Linked DNA regions of Homo sapiens: region 2 is linked to region 1. A link is a loop called in an ENCODE intact Hi-C map of the cell type or tissue named here. Cell type or tissue: heart right ventricle. All regions are shown on one strand. Each heading gives the region's core, and the rest is flanking DNA. Links, peaks and the distances in the headings are about the cores only. Region 1 has its middle 4.5 kb from the start of LINC01354. Region 2 has its middle 35 kb from the start of LINC02971.

The links. Peaks named below come from ENCODE experiments on the same cell type or tissue, not always from the same donor. Only the 100,000 strongest peaks of a DNase experiment are listed, where the experiment ranks them.
Region 2: it touches region 1 in a loop (1.8-fold over the local background); 9 of 110 quality-filtered maps call a loop at or near these places.

The regions. Positions count from the first base shown.
Region 1 is chr1:234,534,839-234,537,748 of GRCh38, reverse strand. No RefSeq gene overlaps it. Among named protein-coding and RNA genes, the nearest start is that of LINC01354, 4.5 kb to the right of the region's middle. RefSeq lists a silencer at 1,672-1,966. In heart right ventricle, for the core only: a CTCF peak has its summit at 1,738; DNase peaks (open chromatin) are centred at 1,330 and 1,778; H3K27ac peaks cover 2,500 bases.
Region 2 is chr1:234,920,649-234,923,558 of GRCh38, reverse strand. No RefSeq gene overlaps it. Among named protein-coding and RNA genes, the nearest start is that of LINC02971, 35 kb to the left of the region's middle. RefSeq lists an enhancer at 2,684-2,910. In heart right ventricle, for the core only: no CTCF peak of the experiment used is centred there; a DNase peak (open chromatin) is centred at 1,767; H3K27ac peaks cover 2,188 bases.

The DNA.
Region 1 (2,910 bases), core at 229-2,728:
TCACTTATCACAGACTCCTGCAAGCAGAGTAGCCCTTGGGGAGGTTTCCCCGGGGACCCTTTTCTTTGGCATCCTTAAACAGCTGTCACACTGTCCCAGTTGTTTTTCAAGAAGAAAGTCCCCAGGGTTTTACTGAGGCAGACTTGAACTTGACCTCGTCGTGTTGATTGGTTCACTTTTGCTTCCCCCTGGAAAGAGGGGTGCCAAACCCTGGGTGCCCATGGGTGGATCCTGGCAGCCTTCTACCTTACAGCTCATCACCTGTTTTTTTCTACCCAGAACATGCGTTTGGACATGTAAGGATTTCAGCGGTTCCTGCAAAGCAAACTTCTCTGGAGGAGCCCGAGAGACCTCTTCTGTACAGAATAGCCTTACACCCCATAGGGCAGTCTGTCAGCAATGCATTTGAAAGGGGAGCACATAGGTAATGCATTAGGTAGGGTGGTGTGAGGAAGGGGATCATTCAGCACCTGGTCCTGAATGTTATTTGCCAGGTACTTTTAAATAACTTCTGTTAGCTATTACTCCTAAACATTCTTAGGGAGCGGGTAGGAATTGTCCTCCTTTTGAGAATAAAGAAACCAAGAGACAAATGTCTTCAGGGACACATCCAAGGAGGAAGAAGAGGTGAGAGCCTTTAGTAGTGAGGGTTACCCTTAGCTACCGTCCTCTGTCCTCCTTGGCCCCATGGGCACCCAGGAAACACACTGCGGGGGACGAATTCTGGAGCGTGGCTTTCATCCAGGAATTGTCTAAAACATTAACTGGCTGAAAGACAGGATCTCAGTCATTCTCACACAGCAAACGCAGGCTCAGAGAAGTAAGCTATCCGCAGCAAATCACAGGATGAATTAGCGCCCAATAAGCACGGAGAAAGAAGGCTTCTTCCTCGCCATCCACTCCCCGGGCCAGCTTTGAAGAAAGATATATTTTTAAATGCAAGCCTCGTAGAGAAAATGTTCCCTAGCACGTACCCATAGCCTACTAATGGGGCAGTTGTTGGCAGCTAGTACCATCAGCCCATGCTCAGGATTGTGTTCACAATTTTTATTTCTATTCTCGGCCCCTGGTATATGATAGGGGTTGCTGTCCCTGGAGACTTAGGGGCACTGATGAAAAAGGTTTCAGTAGGTTCTTGCCTTGCTCTCAATTCAAGATTGATTTTGTTCAGACTTTGGGCCTGCAGGCCTGAGGTCATTTACTGAGTTAGTAACCATTTTTGTTTGTTTGTTTGTTTGTTTGTTTTAAATTATTATTCTTCACACAGACTCCATGTAAACTGCCCAATGCTTCCCAGAAGGCTGGCGGCCCCTGCATCGCTCTGAACTGAAGAGGAGCTGAAGTCACAGAAAGCCAGCCACTACTCGATTGCCCAAGAAGCAGTCGTCGCACTGGCCCAGCTTCACAGCGGCTCTCGAGTGCTGAGAAAACCCACTGGAAGGGCTTCCTTTCCCTACTCTGCACATGAGAATAGCCATTCCTGTGTCAGTTTTGCTTCTTTCTGGGCTCTCTGATTAGGATTTATTTCCTTAGCTAGAGAAAATAAAGGGACCTTACAAGGCCTAATTAGAGCGACTCCTCTCTGATGTATTCAAGACACCCTGCTGAATTGGACTGGCAAGTCCCTGTGTATTGTTATTATTGTTGTTTTAAAGAAGCCATTTCTGACCAGGGTGGCTGAAGGAGACGCCCTTTGTCGGCCTCTCATGGTCCTGGCCCTCGCCAAGGGAACTGTTCCTGAACTGCTGTGTTTATTTGAGTTATGTAATATAAACAGCTCCAAGGAGATGGGCTCCTCCACTTTTGTTTTTAGACTCAGCCTCCAGTTGCCCTCTGCAGAGCTTGTCGCTTGGGTGGTTTCCTCCAGCATTCTTTGCTTTGCTGCTGGAGAACAAAATAGCCCTGCCTTGACCCTTCTCGGGGACCAGCCCTTTCCTTTCAATGGCCCAGCAGTGAAAGTGAGGGGCAGCTTATGCTAACCTCCGCCAGGGCTTGAGGGCCCGTCCAAACCCAACAAAGAGGAATCGGGGATGGGTATGACTTTCCCTGTGACTTTTTCACTGATACATGTTTCCTCTAAGTCCAGAGCATCCCCAGAACATTTCAAACATAATCCCACTTTGTATACGGATTCACACCCGATTTTTCAGGAATGCATCCGATGTGTAAAACCCATGACTATAGTTAGGAAGATAAGTTCAAAAGATGTGGTAGATACCAGCCCCGCATTACTTTACTATTCACATCTGCTGAAATCACACATTTTCAAGGCATGTCCTTGCTAATTAGAGCAAGCTCATAGTTTAGCCCCCCAGTGGCTCCACGCAACAGAGAAACACTAAATCTTCTCTCTCTGAGTCTGGCTTGGCACAATGGCATCCGAGGTACAGTGGGATTATAACACATTTTTAGCAATAGGTTTCTTAAAACAACTCTCGAAGTGTTGAGTCTCTTATTCCTTTATTTACACGGTTGTCTTAAAGCAGATAACAAACAGTTTCAGAAGAGTCATTAACTCTGAAATTTCTTATTGCAGGTTCCATCTCCTTCTATAGAATTTCATTTTGCAATATTCCCTCTCGCTCTCGAATCACCCCAACACACATTATCTATCAGGGTCACCCAGCAACCCTGGGGTAAGAAAGATGTCCTTTTCATCTCTTTAGAACTGTGAGTCTGGGGGAGAGGGGATTAGAGAGGTGGGAGGCACAGAGGTTTGGAGAAGCAGGTCCCTGGAGGCCCAGACAGCAGGAATGACCTTGAATGGAGCAAGGGGGAGAATCTGCCAGCCACATTTATTTTCCCATCGGATTCCCGGAAAACTTACAAAATATCTATATTACAGCAATGAGAGGGACCCAAATAGAATTGGAGATTTTTGTATTAAGAAATACTTCAAGATCTACCAGT
Region 2 (2,910 bases), core at 243-2,742, 390 kb before region 1:
TAGAGGACTTGGAATCTACATAACTGGTAGTAGACATTTTGAAGCAAAAAAGTAGGTAAGTTGAATACGTGCAGGGAGTCAGGGAGAGAAGAAAGATAAGAACAATACATTTGGGAAAGAAGTAGGGGGAGGATGAGGAGTTGAGTTGGGGAATGTTGAGTTTGAAAATCTATTGTCCAGTAGGATGTTGGGCATTTGGATTTGGTGCTCACAGGGGAAATTTGTGCAGAAGATATTGGCCGTCAAAAGCAGCAGGTGGTTGGAGTTGCAGGATGGAGGCACCCTCTCAGGGAAAAGGTGGGGGGGTTGGCGAGAGAAAACTCTGGGCAGCACCGTCACTTCCAACAGCCATGGGCCATGATGGGAAAGTTCCTACTGGAGGGAAAGCATGGGCAGCATCATCACCTCCAACAACCACGGGCCATGATGGGAAAGTTCCTACTGGAGGGAAAGCGTGGGCAGCATCATCACCTCCAACAACACGGGCCATGATGGGAAGGCTCCTACTGGAGGGAAAGCATGGGCAGCAACACACCTCCAACAGCATGGGCATGATGGGAAAGTCCCCACTGGAAGGAAAGCGCAGGCAGCACCATGGAAGGAGAGCAAGGGCCCTTTTTTGAGGTTGTCTGCATGTTGCTGGCACAGAAATTAATCGCCCTGGCTGAGGAGAGCCTCCAGTGGGAGGCGAGCCCTTGGATTGGGAAACCCATGGACAGAAGGAAAACAGAAGACCTTGACCATAGATTCCAGGTGTTTCTTCCTTCCAGTAATGATTCCTGGTCTGGGTTAGCAGTGGGCCTCTGTACATGCCTCTTTCTCCCTTAAGCAATAAAGGAATAGGGCTGTCGTTTTCCCAATGTTGAACCAAAGTGTGTGTTTTGGGTCATCAGCCCTGTAGGGAAGGAGAAGCCCCTGAGTGCCTTGCCCTGCCTTGGGGAGGGTGCAGCTCTGGACACACAGGGGTGTCCACTTTAGTTCTGCTTTTTCAAACTAAGGAGTGAACTTAACAGCCTTTGATAATTGTCTCAGCTTTTAAGCCATAGATTAAGTTTGAAAGCCATTCTGCAAATACATGGTCCTGGGTGATTTTCTGTTTATAGGACCAAGGCAGTAACGTGTGTCTACTGTTTTGATAAATCTTTCTTATGAAAGTCTGTGTAATTGGTTATAGACATTTTGAAGCAAAAAAAGTTGGTAAGTCCTCATTAAAGGAGGAGAAAACTAAACTAAATAGACAATACAACGCTGAGGGAAAGGAACTGGACCAGACAATTTTGGAAAAACATGATGCAGGGGCAGCCTTTGTGTGTTTAAATAAATTTTACTGAGAAGACCAATAGTTTAAACAGGTAAGTACTGAGAGAGCCTTTCCCTGGAGGTCTCCCTTCCCCATCCCACCTGCCACCTCCCCTCAGGAGTTACCCGTGGGCCTTTGCACCCTGTACTTGGTAGAAGTCTATGTCTGTCCTGCTAACTTTCCCAAATGCCCAGTGAGCATTATCTCCAGGCCATTCATTGACATCTCTCAACCTAGACGAAAACTTCTGACACATGGCACGTTAACCTGCCTGCTTCCGTCTAAACCTTGCATCACAGAGAGACTCATTTGTTTCTAAGGAACATTCCAGACAATGCATTTTCTGGCCTGGGACTTGGTTGACCTCTGGCTTGAGTTGACCTGAAATCCTGTGTCTGCAGGAAACAGTCACAGCTCTGGGCTTTGGGAGGAAAGAACCCCAGAGACGCGTGCATGCTCTTTGGGTATGTGGATGTTGACAGTGGCCTTGGCCAGGTGCCCTGGGAACTCCGGGCACATTTACATGCTTCCTTGGGTGGAAGAGAAGGAGGACAGAAACAGATCAGGCAGGTGGGGGCTCCTAGGGACCTGAATCTGGAGAAAGAGTAGAACTTTTAGCTCTTCAAGTCTTCCAGAGACTCAAGGGTCAACACTCAAAAGACACAAATAATTCGTGCCAGTAAACTTCACTAATTATGCGACTCCTGACAATTCTACTTTGGAATTTGCTCGTGAAAAGAATGTCCTAACTTAATAACGGTGGATGCAGGAACTCAGCTGGATGATGACATTCATTCAGAGGCTAAGGTCCCACTGAACCACTCGGGGTCACCTCTCATAGTCTGGCAGCTAGTCACAGCCTAAAGATAACAACAACGGCTTTACACGAATTATCGTTTTGAGTCCTGAAATCTGTGTGCACTGTCACCAGCCTTGAGGATGTGCAACAGTGATTCTAGTTAAGTGCTTGCTCACAGGCACTCACTGTGTGTCTTGCACTGTGTCACGCTCTAAGCGTGTTCAATGCCTCATCTCATTTAATCCTCACGACAACCCTGAGAGGTAGATGCTCTTGTTTCACCTGAAACCAGATAAAAGCCATGGTGGGCATTTATTTTTTGGTGGAGACTCACTGCAAGATGGTTCTGGTGTAAGCCACAATCTGGGTTGTCTCAGCAGGCCCTGGGACCTGGATGGAGCACAGGTGTCATGGACCCACTTTCTTTCCCAGGAACTGGAACAAAGAAGGCAAGAACATACAGGCCGCTGGCTCCTGGGTGAGCACAGGTGCGGGGTCCCGGGCTATGTGTGTGCTCACACCCTTATAAGCATGTCCTCAATAGTGCTGGAAGGGACCAGTGGCCCCTGAATACAAACTGATCTAGTCTCCGAAGGTAAAAAAGGTGAAAGACAGCCTCGGATGGCCAGTGTGGCCACTGCCTTGCTTCCCTAACCTGCCCAGTGTTGCTCTGTCCTGAGGAGATGCCGTCACCTACCCAGGTTCCAATCTGTAAAGAGACTCCCAAAGAATTCAGAAGTGAATGTCACCCACCAAGCCGCTCAGCTGAAGGGGGCTGTTTCTGCACAAGGTCCCAGGACAGAAGGAGGTA